2 separate regions of the Homo sapiens genome follow, and region 2 is linked to region 1. The links are chromatin loops, found by intact Hi-C in ENCODE. Cell type or tissue: MCF 10A. All regions are shown on one strand. Links, peaks and the distances in the headings refer to the core of each region. The heading gives the core; the rest is flanking DNA. Region 1 has its middle 47 kb from the start of TNFSF18. Region 2 holds the start of LOC105371618 (a long non-coding RNA gene).

Region 1 (8,023 bases), core at 3,077-5,576:
GAAGTAAAGTTGCTATGAGCTTAAATGAGACTGTTACAACTACAAGATATTTTATTTAAGCCTCATAACCATAAGGCAAAAACATAATAGATACACAATAGCAAAATAGTCAAAGCATACCACTAGAGAAAAATCATCTAATAACAAAGGAAGACAGCAAAAGAGGAAAAAAAGAACAAAGGAGCTACAAAGCAAGAAGAAAACAATGAACAAAATGGCAATAGTAAGGACTCACTTATCAATAATTACCTTGAATGTAAATGTATTAAATTTTCTAATAAAAAACCAGAGTGGCTGAACAGATTAAAAGAAGAAAACCAGCAGCAAGACCAACTATATGCTGCCTACAAGAGACCCACTTCATGTTTAAAAATATATATAGGCTAGAAGTGAAAAGATAGAAAAAGATATTCCAGGCAAATAGAAAATTTAAAAAGCAGGGGTAGCAATACTTACATAAAATAGATTTTAAGTCAAAAACTGTAAAAAGAGACAAAGAAGGTCATTATATAATGATAAAGAGGTCAATCCTTCAAGAGGAACAACAGTTGTATATATATGCACCCATCATAGGAATACCTAAATAGATAAAGCAAATATTAATAGATCTGAAGGGAGATATAGACTGCAATAAAATGCAATACAATAATAGTAGGGGACTTCAATATCCTACTTTCAACAATAGATAGATCATCCAGGCAGAAAATCAATAAGGAAACATTGGGCTTCTACACTCTAGACCAAATGGGCCTAACAAACACATACAGAACATTCCATTTAGAGTAGTAAAATACACATTCTTCTTAAATGCATATGCAATATTCTCCAGGATAATAATGTTAAACTGCAAAAAAGTTGTAATAACTTTTAGGACATTGAAATCACAGCAAGTATATTTTTAACCACCATGGTATGAAACTAGAAGTCAATGACAGAGGAATTTTGAAACATTCACAAATATATGGAAATTAAATAATATGAACAACCAATGGATCAAGAAGAAATTAAAAGGGCAATTAAAAGATATCTAGAAACAAATGAAAATGGAAACACAACATATCAAAACTTATGAGATGTAGCAAAAACAGTTTTAAGAGTTAAGTTTATAGCAATAAATGCCTACATCAAAAAAGAAGACAGATCTCAAATAAACAGCCAAACATTGTACCTCAAGGAATTAGAAAAAAAAAAAAATCTGAGCCCAAATCTAGTAGAAAGGAAACAATAAACATCAGAACAAAAATAAATAAAACAGAGACTAGTAAAACAATGCAAAAGATCAGTGAAACTAAGTTTTTTGAAAAGACTAACAAAATCAACAAACCTTTAGACTAAGAAAAAATAGAGAAGACATAAATAAAATCAGAAGACATAAAATCAGAAAGACATAAATAAAATCAGGAGACATTATAACTGATACCACAGAAGCACAAAAAATCAAAGAGACTACTACAAACAATCATACACCAACATACTGGACAACCTAGAGGAAACAAATAAATTCCTAGAAACATAGAATTTACCAAGACTGAACAATAAAGAAATAGGAAATTTAAACAGAACAATCACAAGTGAGGAAATTGAAATATTAATAAAAAGACTCCCATCATAGAAAAGCCCAGGACCAGAAAGTTTCACTGCTGAATTCTACCAAACATTTAGAATGGTAATACAAATTCTCCTCAAACTCTTCCAAGATAATCAAAGAGGAGGGAATACTTTGAAACTAATTTTATGAAGCCAGAATTACCTTGATATGAAATCTAGGCAATTACACTACAAGAAATGAAAATTACAGACCAGTATTTCTGATGAACATAGATGTAAAAAATCCTCAACAAAATATTAGCAAACCTAATTCAACAACACATTAAGAAAATCATATACTATGATCAAGTTGGATTTATCTCAGAGATGCAAGGACACTTCAACTTATGGAAATCAATAAATGCTATATACCACATTAACATTATGAAGGCCAAAAGACATATGATCATTTCAATAGATGAAGAAAAAGTATTTGTCAAAATTCAACATCTTTCAATAATAATAACCCTTAACAAATTAGGTATAGAAGGAGTGTACCACAACACAATGAAAACCATATATGAAAAACTCACAGCTAACATTACAGTCACTGGTAAAAAGTTGAAAGCTTTTCCTTTAAGATCAGGAAGAAGATAATGATCTCTACTCTCACCTCTTCTAGTCAGTGTAGTCCATTGACTTCATATGTAAGTCCTAGCTAGAGCAGTTTAGCAAGAGAAAGAAATGAAGGGCATCAAAATTAGAAAGAAAGAAATTAAATTGTCTCTGCAGACAAAATGATCTCAGAAAAGAACACCTTGAAGACTTCCAAAAAACTGTTAGAACTAATAAATGAATTCAGTGAAGTTGCAGGACACAAAATTAACATATGGAGCAGAGAGCAAAATGTTGAAATAAAAGCCTACATTGTTTGTTCCCCCTGCTGGAACACCAGACTATAACAACTATCTGCACACAGAAAAGCACTGTCAGAAGAACCAAAAATCAAGGAAGCAATCACAGTACCTCGTTTTAACTTTGTATTGTGGAAAGAGGCATTGAGGAGGGCAGGAGAGATGGTCCTCAATCACCAATGCCACCCATCCCCCATCCCGAGCAGCAGCTGTGTGGTATGGATAATCTCTGCATTTTGGGGAGGGAGAGCACAGCAAATTGGGAACTTTATATTGACTTCAGTATTGCCCTGTCACAGCAGATAATAAAGCCATGCTAGGCTAAGCCAGCACCCATGCATGGAGGAGCATTTGGACAAACCCTAGCCAGAGGAGGATTGCCCATCCCAGTGGTTGGAATTGAGTTTCTCGGCAAGCGTCACCATTGTGAGCTGAAGTGCTCTGGGGCCCTAGGTACCAGTTTAGCCACAGCAGGATAGAGCAACAGCAGGCTCTTCGGGTCCCTGAGTGCAGGACTAGGTTTATGGACAGCATTTCTGGTCCTGCTCTGGGCCAGAAGGGAGCCCACTGCCCTGAAAGGTGAATCCTAGGCCTGGCAGCACTCACCATAAGCTGATGGGAGAGCCCTTGGGCTTTAAGAGAACATTGGTGGTGGCCTAGGAAAACTCCCCCACCTTCCCCCCACTACCATGGACTGGTGTTGGTGGCAGCCACAGGGAGAGGCTCCTCTGCCTGTGGAACAGGGAAGGAAGAGCAGGAAAGACTTTGTATTGTGGTATGAGTGCCAACTTAGCTGCAGTAGAATAGAATATTAAGTAAATTGCTAAGGTTTTTGACTCCAATTCCTGGCTTCTAGATAGCATCTCTGGACATGCCCAGGACTAGGGGGAACTGAAGGGAAGGGCCTTGCGACAGTGTTGTGTTGTCTTCAGGTCTGACACAATGCAGTCCCAGTGATGGTGGCCACAGGGGTGCTTACCTCATCACACCTCCAGTTCCAGGTGGTTCAGCACAGAGAGAGAGGCTTCATATGTTTTGGAGAAAGTAAGCGAAAAGAACAAGGGTCTCTCCTGGTAACCCAGATAATTATTCCAGATTTTATCCAAGACAACCAAGGTGGTACCTCTACGAGTCTGGAAAAAGCACAGCATTATTGAGTTTGGGGTTCAAGTCCCTTCAAATACCTAGAAAGCCTTCCCAAGAACGATAGGTACAAATAAGCCCAGACTGTGAAGACTATAATAAATACCTAACTCCTCAATGCCCAGACACTGAAGAACATCTGCAAGCATTAACACCAACTAGGAAAACATGACCTCACCAAATGAATTAAATTAAGCAGAAGAAGGAATTAGTGAGCTTGAAGATAGGCTATTTCAAAATACATAGTCACGGACAAAAGAAAAAAATAATAAAAAGTGATGAAGCCTGCCTACAAGATCTTGAAAATAGCTTAAAAATGGCAAATCAAAGAGTTATTGGCCTTAAAGAAGAGTTAGAGAAACACATAGGGGTAAGAAAATTTATTTAAAGGGATAATATCAGAGAACTTCTCAAACCTAGAGAAGTATATTAATATCCAAGTAGAAGAAGGTTGTAGAACACCAAGCTGATTTAACCCAAGGAAGACTACCTTAAGACATTTAATAATCAAACTCTGAAAGGTCAAGGATAAAGAAAGGATACTAAAAGTAGCAAGAGAAAAGAAACAACATAGAACGGCGCTCCAATATGTCTGGCAGCAGTCTTTTCAGTGGAAAGAAGGCCAGGAGGGAGTGGCACGAAGTGCTGAAGGAAAAAAAGAAAACTTTTACCCTAGAATAGTATATCTGGTGAAAATATCCTTTAAGCATGAAGAAATAAAACCCTTGCCAAACAAAAGCTGAGGGATTTCATCAACTCTGTCTTATAAGAAATGCTAAAGGGAGATCTTCCTTCTGAAATAAAAGGACCTTTTTTTTTTTTTTTTTTTTTTTTTTCAGATGACGTCTTGCTCTGTTACCAGGCTGGGGAGTGCAATGGCACCATCATGACTCACAGCAGCCTCAACCTCCCAGGCTCAAGTACAGATGGGATTTCATCATGTTGCCCAGGCTGATCAAAAACTCCTGAGCTCAGGCAATATGCCTGCCTTGGCCTCCCAAAGTACTGGGATTTTAGGTGTGAGCCACTGCACCCAGCCCAAGAAAAGGACTTTAATGAGCAAGAAGAAATCATCTGAAGGTATACAACTTGCTGATAATAGTAAACACATAGAAAAATACAGAACAGTATAACACAGTACTCACGGTGTGTAAACTTCTCTTAAGTAGAAAGACTAAATGATGACTCAATAAAAAATAACAACTACGACAACTTTTCAAAACATAGACAGTACAATAAGACATAAAGAGAACTAAAAGTTAAATAGCAAGGGAATAAAGTCAAAGTATACAGTTGTGGACCAAGTGCAGTGGCTCATACCTGTAATCTCAACACTTTGGGAGGCCAAGGCAGGTGCATCACTTGAGGTCAGGAGTTTGAGACCAGCCTGGCCAACATGGCGAAACCCTGTCTCTACTGAAAATACAAAAATTAGTTGGACATGGTGGCCCAGGCCTGTAATCCCAGCTACTTGAGAGGCTAAGGTAGGAGAATCATGGAGGCTGCAGTGAGCCGAGATGGCATTGCTGGACTCCAGCCTGGGTGACAGAGCAAGACTCTATCTCAAAAAAAAAAAAAAAAAAAGAAAAGCATACAGTTTTTAAAGAGTTATTTTGTGTGTTTTTTATGCAATCAGTGTCAAGTTTTCATCAGTTTAAAATAATCAGCTATAAAATATTATTTGAAAGCCCCATGGTAACCTCAAATCAAAAAATCTACAACAGCTACACAAAAAACAAAGAGCATGAAATTAAAGCAGACCACCAAAGAAAATCACTTTCACCAAAAAGCAGATAAGAAGGAATAAAACAAGGAAGAGAAGACTGCAAAACAATGAAAAAACAAATAGCACAATGGCAGGAGTAAGTTCTTAATTCTCAATAATAACATTAAATTTAAGTGGATTTAAGTCTCTAATCAAAAGACAGAGTGGCTGAATTAATTTTAAAAATGACCCAATGATCTGTTGTCTATAAGAAACACACTTCAGTTATAAAGATACAAATAGACTGAAAGTAAAGGGATAGAAAAATATATTCCATGCCAATGGAAACCAAAGAATAGCAGGAGTAGCCATGTGTATATTAGACAAAATAGATTTAAAGAAAAAACTATAAGAAGAGACAGAGATGGTCATTATATGATGAAAAAGGGGTCAATTCAGTAAGAGGATATAATGAATGTAAATGTATTTGAACCCAACACTTGAGCATCCAGATATAAAAACCAAATCAAATTAGAGCTAAAGAGATAGGCCCCAGTACAATAATAGCAGGAGACTTCAACACTCTACTTTCAGCATCGGACAGATCTCCCAGACAGAAAATCAATAACAACAAAAATTGTATTCAATCTGCACTATAGAACAAATGGACCTAATAGATTTCTTGAAGCAAATGATAATGGAAATACAACATACCAAAAGCTATGGGATACAGCTAAAGCAGTACTAAGAGGGAAGTTCATAGCTATAAGTGCCTGCATCAAAAAAGAACATCTTCAACCAAATAATGTATCTTAAAGAACTAGAAAAGCAAGAGCAAATCAAACCAAATATTACTAGAAGAAAAGAAATGATAAAAATCAGAGCAGAAATAAATGAATTTAATTGAAGAAAACAATGCAAAAGATTAATAAAACAAAAAGTTGTTTTCTTGAAAAGATAAACAAAATTTGCAAATCTTTAGTCAGACTCAGAAAAAGAGAAGACACAAATAAATGAAATCAGAGACGTAAAAGGAGACATAACAACTGTAAACACAGAAATTCAAAGGATCATTAGTGGCTACTATAAGCAAATTTGGAAAATCTAGAAGAAATGGTTAAACTCCTATACACATATAACCTACTAAAATTCAATCATGAAGAAATCCAAAACCTGAACAGACCAATAACAAGTAACAAGATCAAGGCCATAATAAGACATCTCCCAGTAAAGAAAAGCCCAGGACCTGATGGATTCACTGCTGAATTTTACAAACATTTAAAAGAAGAATTAATACCAATCCTCCTTAAACTGTTCCAAAAAATAGAGGAAGAGGGAATACTTCCAAGTTAATCCCAGGAGGCCAATATTACCCTAATACCAAAGCCAAACAGACACATCAAAAAAAGAAAACTACAAGGCAACATGTCTGATAAATATCGATGCAAAAATCCACAACAAAATGCTAGCAAACTGAATTCAACAATACATTAAAAGATCATTCATCATTACCAAGTGGAATTTATCCCAGGGATGTAAGGATGGTTCAACATATGCAAATCAATCAATATGATACATTTTATCTACAGAATGAAGGACAGAAACCATATGATCATTTCAATTAATGCTGAAAAAAGCATTTGATAAAATTCAACATCCCTTCATGATAAAAATCCTCAAAAAATGAGATAGAAGGAACATACCTAAACATAATAAATGCTATATATTATAGACCCATAGATAGTATTATGCTAAATGGGGAAAAACTGAAAGCCTTTCCTCTAGATCTGGAACATGAAAGGTTGACAACTTTCACCATTGTTATTCAACATAGTTCTGGAAGTCTTAGCTAGAGCAATGAAACAAGAGAAAGAAATAAAAGGCATCCACATTGAAAAGGAATAAGTCAAATTACCTTTGTTTACAGATGATATGATCTTGTATTTGGAAAAGCCTCGACTCAGCCAAAAAACTATTAGAACTAATAAATTCAGTAAATTTACAGGATATAAAAGTGAAATACCAAAATCAGTAGTATTTCTATATGCCAACAGTGAACACTCTGAAAGAGAAATTTAAAAAGTGATCTCATTTACAGTAGTCACAAATAAAATTAAATACCTAGGAATTAGCCAAAGAAGTAAAACGTCTCTAAAATGAAAACTATAAAACATTGATGAAAGGAAATGAAGGGGACACCAAAACATGAAAAAGTATTCCATATTCATGGATTGAAAATAATCAATATTGTTAAAATGTCCATACTACCCAAAACAATCTAAAGATTCATTGCAATCCCTATCAAAATACCAATGACATTATTCATAAAATGGAAAAAAATCCTAAAATTTATATGGAATCAAAAAAGATCCATAATAGTGAAAGCTACCCTGAGCAAAAATAATACAACTGGAGGAATCACATTACCTGACTTCAAATTATACTACAGAGCTATAGTTACCAAAACTGCATGGTAGTGGCATAAAACCAGATGTATAGACCAATGAAACAGTATAAAGAAGCCCGAAACAAATCCACACACCTATAGTGAACTTATTTTCAACAAAAATGCGGAGAACATACATTGGAGAAAAGACAGACTCTTCAGTAAATGGTGCAGGGAAAATTGAGTATTCATATGCAGAAGAATGAAAATTGATCCGTATCTCTCACCTTATACAAAAATAAAACGAAAATGGATAAATACTTAAATCTAACACCTCAAATTATGAAA
Region 2 (8,023 bases), core at 3,568-6,067, 160 kb after region 1:
ATCTGCACTGAAGCAGTTCCCACATTTGTTAAAGGAATCCTGTTTGGCAGAAGCATCTGGAGAGTTGATGTCAGGAAGAAGCCACTTAAGGGAACACTGGGATTTGTATTTAATTAACTTTGTAAGAAAAACATTCTGTAAAACTTGAAACAAACGCTAATTACACTTGTAATCCTAGCACTTTGGGAAGCCAAGGCAGGCAGATCGCCTGAGCTCAGGAGTTCTAGACCAGCCTGGCCAACAAGGTAAAACCCCGTCTCTACTAAAGTACAAAAAAAAAGAAATTATCTGGGCAAGGTGGCCAGCGCCTGTAGTCCCAGCTCCTTGGGAGGCTGAGGCACAAGAATTGCTTGAACCCAAGAGGCAGAGGTTCCAGTGAGCCGAAAATGCACCACTGCCCTCCAGCCTGAGTGACAGAGCAAGGCTCAGTCTTAAAAAAAAAAAAAAAAAGCTAACTACATTTATTATGTTTTGTCCTCTGATCTTTAATATTTTACATAATTGTAGTCATTGTATACATATTATTTCATACTTAATTTTTTACTTGACACAGTATTCCATTATTCTTTATTATTTCCAAGTGTTGACACAGTTAACATTGCTATCATTTAAAATACTATATATCTACAATTTTGAAACAGCATAGAGTACACAACTATTCTCAATTCATTTCAACAGACATGTATTATTAACTGTCTAGAATCTGAGGTTCTCAACACCTTTCCTGCCCCAAAACATCTCAGGGGTAAAATGCATTCTCGTAACCAATATTGGCTCACTCTGGCAATTGTTTCAGAATCTTCTGGGTTAGAGGAGGGCTGGGGTGGGGGTTGTAATTGCTAAGGAACTGATAACCACACATGATTTTCATTGCCCCTCTCCACTACTGTCTTAGTTGAGAATCTCTGTCTTAGACACTATGAATGAGACACAGTCCCAATTCTTAAGAAGTTCACAAAAAGTCAGATGTAGATACATAGACACACATATGCAGGTGCAAACACAATGCTATAACGTAAGGCTGGGTGTGAGGTAAGGTGAGGTCATATTAAAATACATAAATAAATAAATAAATAAAAGTTCTAAGATGCTCCACAGAGAAGACAAATGACTTCTACTGGGAACTTTTGGAATGAATTTTAAGGAAGACATAATCTTTTCCTCCATTTTTTCCCTCATCCCACAAATTCAGTTCATCAGCAAGTCCTTCGAAATCTAACAATAGAGAATGCTTACTGAGTGCTTACTCTGCCATGGACTTTTAAAAGTGCTTTATAAGTATTAACTTTAGTATTCATCATATCCCTATAAGTAGATATCCTCTATCTGATCTTACAGACAGACATATTGAGGATAATGAAGTTCAGTAAGTTGCTAAAGATCCCACAACTAGCGTTAGAGCTTGGTGAGCCCAGGGAGTCTAAGTCCAGAACCTGCATGTCCATCCCTATGCCATTGGTTCCCATCAGTCACATTCCATCAGTCACATCCCACATACTTCTCTTCAAACCCACTCCCTCCACTCTGATGAAGCCAGCATCATCTTCTGCTTGGATTTGTGCAATGGCTTCCTAAATGCCCTCCTTGCTTCCCCACCTTCCCCCTTTGTTAATCCAGTCTCCCTGTGTCATCCTGGGTGATCTTTCTAAAATATATGCCACTTGTTGTTTAAACCCCTTCAGTATCTCCTATCTCACCTACAGTAAAACCCAAGTTTCCTACGAAGATCCAGTGAACAAAAAACCCTGCATCACCTGACTTCTACCCAGCTCTACCACCTCACCTCACACTAGGCTCCACACACTTTGGCTTCTTTTTTTCTTCCAGATCTTTCCCTCCTCTGGGACTTCTCACTTGCTCCCCTCTGCCTGGCATAACATTCCCCAGACTCCTCCCATGGCAGGCTCCTCAGCTTCACAGACCTCCCTATCTGAAACGCATCCCTCTGTTGTTCACTCTCACATCATACTCATTTCTTCTGTAGCACTTTTCTCAGAAGTATTGTTAATTGTTCACTTATTAATAAATTGTCCCCACTAAACTATAAACTCCATGAAGACAAGGTCTGCCTTATTCACTCCTGTTTTCTCAGCAGCTAGCACAGTTCCTAGCATATAGTTGGTGCTCAATAAATATTTCTTGAATAATGAATGAATTAAGAGTAGAAATGTATAAATAAAATGCCAAATTGAATTCTCATGTGCCAAAGTGGCTCATGGCTGCCTCAGGTTGAACATGCCTTAAAAGAAAGTAGAAAGCCAGGAAACACAGCAGTCTCACTTATGCTTTCTAGACTGTGCAGCACAGTGTCATGGAACAAAAACGTAAAATGAATGTTGGAGACCTAGAGCTTCAGAATTTTCTTGACTTATTTTACAAGCTATTAAAAAAGAATATATAGGCTGGGCGCGGTGGCTCACGCCTGTAATCCCAGCACTTTGGGAGGCCGAGGCGGGTGGATCACGAGGTCAGGAGATCGAGACCATCCTGGCTAACACGGTGAAACCCTGTCTCTACTAAAAATACAAAAAAAAAAATTAGCTGGGCGTGGTGGCAGGGGCCTGTAGTCCCAGCTGCTAAAGAGGCTGAGGCAGGAGAATGGTGTGAACCCGGGAGGCGGAGCTTGCAGTGAGCCGAGATCATGCCACTGCACTCCAGCCTGGGCGACAGAGTGAGACTCCATCAAAAAACAAAAACAAAAACAAAAAAAAACAAAACAAACAACAACAACAACAACAAAATATATATATATATATGAAGAGGAGGAGGAGGAGACTATATATATATAAGACGGAGGAGGAGGGGAAGAGGAGGGAGAGGAGGAGAAGGGGGATAGAGAGAAGGGGAGGAAATGCTAATATTTATTCATTAGGTCCTGTTCTAAATGCTTTTATGTATAAACGCATTTACTTCTTATAACAACTGCTAGGGTTATCTGTCCCAGCATAATTAACTATCCCTAATATTAGTGGCTGAAACAAAAGGCATTTTCATTATAGCTCACAGTTATGTCATGTAGGAGTCTGAGCAGAGCTGGGATGGACCATTTGTCTGTTTTGCACAGCATTTACTTGGTGATCTTCAGCCAGACTGATAGGCAGGTCTAAGATGCCCTCATTCCCATGTCAGGCACCTTGGTGGTGACGGCTGAAGGCTAGGCTCTACTGAGTCTTTCCTCCTCTCCCTCTCCATGTGGTGTCTCCAGAGTAGCTGGTCTTCTTACATGGAAGCTCAGGGCTCTAAGAGACCAAGGAAAAGCTGCCAGTCGTCATAAAGGCTAGGTCCACAGCGAACACACCATCCCTTCCATATTACTTCATCTGTAAAAGCAGTCACAGCCCAGCCCAGATTTGGAGAGAGGAGAAATAAACACCAAATAAACACCAGCTCTTTTTTGGTTATTTTTTTGAGACAGCGTCTTGCTTTGTGGCGTGGACGTGCACATGGTGCAATCTTGGCTCACTGCAACCTCCGCCTCCCAGGTCCAAGCAATCCTCCTACCTCTGCCTCGTGAATAGCTGGGACTACAGGGGTGTGCCACCACATCCAACTAATTATTTATTTATTTATTTATTTATTTATTTATTTATTTATTTATTAGTAGAGATGGGGTTTCACCATGTTGGCCAGGCTGGTCTTGAACTCCTGGTCTCAAGTGATCTGCCTTCCTCGGCCTCCCAAAGTGTTGGGATTACAGGCGTGAGACATTGGGCCTGACCTAAACACCCCCGTTGATGAGAAAAGAGGGGAAGAATTTGTGGCCACCTTTAATCTGTCATAATAATCTGAGATTTGTTGTCATTTTTCTTTGCTGCACCTGAGCAGCCATAATAATCCTATTATTTCTAGTCTTCAGAGAAACTACTGAAGCACAGAGAATTGGTAGGCCCAGACAAGCCTCTGCCTTAATTTCTACATTGGTCAAGTGGGGGTAGTTAATTCTTTTCCTAACTGTTTTACAGAGTAAACCAGGAGATAAATATTGAGTAACAATCATGTACAATATGCTTATGTACAATAGTGCTCACCATTGTAGAAGGAAAAATTAAGAATAACAACCCAGTTTCTTACTCTACATGTGAAAATTATTTGAAAATTAAAAACATCCACCATATATATATATATATATATATATATATATGGAACTATTATCTGATCTATTCTAAATAACCCCCTGTAAGAAACATGAAATTTAGCTTCAAGAGATCAAGGTGCTGTTCTCTATGAATGGCTGTGGGACCCTGAAGAAGTCACGTCACCTTCCTGTGTCTCTTTGCCTGTAAAACTAAGGATTGTACTAGATGAGTTCTAGGCTTCCTCCCAAATTTGGGTATCTATGATTCAAAGTTTTAAAAATGCTTTTGTGTTACTACTCACATTTGCTGTGGGACGGGTTCCCCCACCTAAAATAGCTACCTCATCCTAGTTCCAGCAGAGAAGGCTTGTCTGTTCTTGGTTGGAAAGCAGCCACCCTTATAGTAGGAAAGGCTGCCTGATTTCCCCTTTGCAGCAGGTACATTCAAAGACACACAAAGGTAACTTTGTCCAGTGGCATCGGAAGTCCATGTTCCCAAGAGCATGCGGAATATGTAGACTTTTTATTATCTCTGGGAATATGTCCTATAAAAATGCCCCTGCTCCCTGCTTTTCCTCCTCTTTTAAGAGTATAGCTGGAGAATCAAAATAGTTATCACAAGAAAACAACATCAAACTTTCATTTTCCAAGGTAGTTACCACAACAAATGCACATTCTTGCTTTGGGCTTTGAAGAGTTCCCTTCATTTCCTCTGTTACTGGCTATCAGTGGGTTTGGGTATGACACACCTTCTCTCTCACTCACAGCCATAAAGGTAAAGGGTACTGAGAGAGAGTAAGCCATGACTCATTTTTACATCTTTTGGTTTTTGATCAAATGCCAACAGATGGCAAGAGATAAATAAATGAGTCTTCAATAATGGCGTATGTGGAAACCGGTAACATTATGGGTGATTATTCAAGTTTCATTATTAATTTTCTTCTTCCTAAAATTATAAATAAATGTAGCACAATAGGCAAAGGACACTATCCTAATACCTTCTGGGAGTAGAAAGAAGTTGCCTTCCCAGCAGCACTATTCAACTCTACATGCAATTTACTCACACATATTCAAGTAAGAGGTAAGGTAATAACTGCTTACCATAAAACCTTGGGGTTTCAGATCATCATGGCAAATGCACATTATTTGTGTAACAAATTATAGAAAGAGTTTCTCTTTTTAAATGCATTCATTTTCTTTCCTTAAAAGCAACAGAAAAGGGAAAACGCTTTCTCAAATGACCAATATCAACCTCTTATGCAACCTAAGTAGTATACAGAGTTGAAAAGAACATGAGAGAAACCAGCCCCCTCATTTTACAAAGAAAGCAAACTATGATTCAGAAATAAATGACTTGTCCAAGAAAACAGAGGCAATGGGTAGTCAGGCCCAGACTAGTCAGGCCTCCTGAGCCTCATCACAGAGCTCTTTCCAGCATCCGTGATGCTTCTAGAAGAGATAGCCTCGGCATTTATTCCATTATTCCGCTGGACTATGACATTTTGAGGAGAGACAGAAGATGAAACAGCAGTCCTCCTTTATAAGCATGGTATCTGAAGTGCAGCAGGTGCTTATAGATATCTATGGAATGAATATATCAAAAATGCATCATTTTGGACAAAAATAATAATAATCTGACCTAAAAACCACAGCCAAAAAAAGTCATAAGGATGATTGCAAGTGGGAGTGTGTTCTCTAAGTGTTCCTTGATGTAATTCTCACCTCTTCAACAATATTTTAAACTCTGTATGAGCTGAAGCTATGTAATTTATATATTTTCCTTCCTTCACACCAGAATATCAGGAATGCTATTGAAAATCCCACATTTTTGGTCCCCAAATCAGGACATATAATGTGAAAAGAAGTTTTTCACTGCTTCTTGAGGTGGTGAGCTAGCTGTCTAGCAGATGGAACTGTTGTTGTTTTAACAGCTTTATTGACATATAATTCACATACCATACATTTAGTTATTCAAAGTGTACAATTCAGTGGCTCACCAACTTGTGCAACCGTCATTCCAATAAATTTTAGAGCATTTTCGTCACCTCAGAAAGAAATCCCGTATCTCATAGCCTTAATTTCAACCTCCACCCACCCTATCTCCCAGTCCCTGACAACCACTCACCTACTTTCTGTCTCTATAGATTTGCCTGTTCTGGACTTTTCATATAAATAGAACCACACAATATTTAGTCCTTTGTGACTGGTTTCCTTCAGCTGGCATGATGTTTCTAAGGCCCATTTGTGTTGAACATGCATCAGTACTTCATTTCTTCTATGGCCAAATAATAATCCATTATATGGATATAGTACATTTTATTTATTCATTTATCATTGATGGACATTTGGGTTGCTTACACTGTTTGGCTGTTATGAGTAATGCTAACAGATTTTTTGAAGAACACAACTTTCATTTCTCTTATGTGTATATCTAGGGGTGGAATTGCTGAATTATTAGCAGATGGTTTTACTGTAGAAATATTTGAGTTAGTGAAACATTTTTTATGACTTATGAAGGAAATTAGACCCAATAATTGAAACAAGATCCATCTCATATATATTGATGCAAAGGCTAAGGGAGGAATTTATTCATCTTTTTTGAGCTGGCTTTAAGTCCAGAGTCAATCCTTGCCATTTCCCTATTGTAGAAAATCCTTGTTGTAGACAGATGACCCTATTGTGGACAGGTGCACATTTTCCAAGTATACCTCTCTCTCTACTCAATAAATCCATAGAATGATTCTGAAAATGCATACTTAATATTAGGAACTTCACAGAGCTATGAATATATATATATTTCACCTCAGACCTCCTCAGGCAGAAGAAGACAAGAGAAAGACTATATTTCTTATTTTCTTAAAGAGACATGATCCATCTGGATAATATCAACAAAACTTTACATTCTAAAGTTGCAAATAAAATTATTAATAGCAGTCATGTTTAAAGAACAGTAGAGATGTATGCACTATAGACATATTCTATTGAAATTCTATTCAGATTCAATGTGAACTCTATGTTTGTGTCCATTTAATAAAATCTAGAGGCTGGCATTACTGTTTTAAAGTTATAATAGAATTGTATAGTTTATATACTCTTGTTTTCAAAAATCATCTGCTTATATGTTTGACTTAATTGAGAATTAGTTCTTGATCAGTAGCACATCCCTCACCCAATGTATGGCATTATTTGTTTGGCAAAATATGATCCACTTCATAATGGTCTGCTTTGTGACATAGCTTCCAGGAACTCACTGTGGTAAAAACTGGGGACTTTCTGCACCGCTTGTGTTGGACTGTACCTTCCCTGATCTTACCATCAGCTCAGCTGAAGGTGACTCCCCATTGTGTTATCAAGGTAGTACTGGCAAGAATGTGAGGTGGTGACCCTGAGGATGGTGGTTCAGACTCTCACCACCAAAAAGTACCCGCTAGGGATAAGACTGTGCTCTTTATACCTCTCTTCAGAGAAAAATTTAAAAATTTTGTTAACTGTTATTTACCCAGCTGTTTTAAACCCCCTGGCTATTGATCTTCAACTTTTGATAATGTAACTGAAAAGTCAGACACTTTACTTTGTATTCAGTGCTCTGAATGTCAGACCTTAATCTGAACACACTGGATCCTAAGGTCTTAGCTCAACTGTCTAATGGCCTTCACATTAATAATAATCCGGAGTTCCTTCTCAATTATGAACCCATAAAATATGATGTCAGCCTATTTTATCTATATGGTCAGGATTATTGTATTCAATTCAAAGGTCCTGTGACACAGGGAAAGAAGAACACTTTGGAATGCCTGGATTCAAGCCCTGGCTCTGCCATTTGAAAAATGAGTACTTTGGATAAGTCACAATCAATCAGAACCACAATTTACTCTTTTATAAGTTGGAGGTAATTATAGTGTGGCAGAGACAACATAGCATGTGTTCACCAAATCTCATCTCATTTTC

The links. Hi-C counts contacts between places; a loop is a spot of excess contacts. Peaks named below come from ENCODE experiments on the same cell type or tissue, not always from the same donor. Only the 100,000 strongest peaks of a DNase experiment are listed, where the experiment ranks them.
Region 2: a loop joins it to region 1, with 11 times the contacts of the local background. A loop is called at or near these places in 6 of 110 quality-filtered maps.

The regions. Positions count from the first base shown.
Region 1 is chr1:172,999,833-173,007,855 of GRCh38, reverse strand. No RefSeq gene overlaps it. Among named protein-coding and RNA genes, the nearest start is that of TNFSF18, 47 kb to the left of the region's middle. In MCF 10A, for the core only: no CTCF peak of the experiment used is centred there; a DNase peak (open chromatin) is centred at 4,495.
Region 2 is chr1:172,835,393-172,843,415 of GRCh38, reverse strand. It overlaps LOC105371618 (a long non-coding RNA gene), which reads left to right and starts at 7,362. Exons shown (of 3, transcript XR_007066734.1): 1 at 7,362-7,429. RefSeq lists an enhancer at 1-307. In MCF 10A, for the core only: no CTCF peak of the experiment used is centred there; DNase peaks (open chromatin) are centred at 4,875 and 5,435.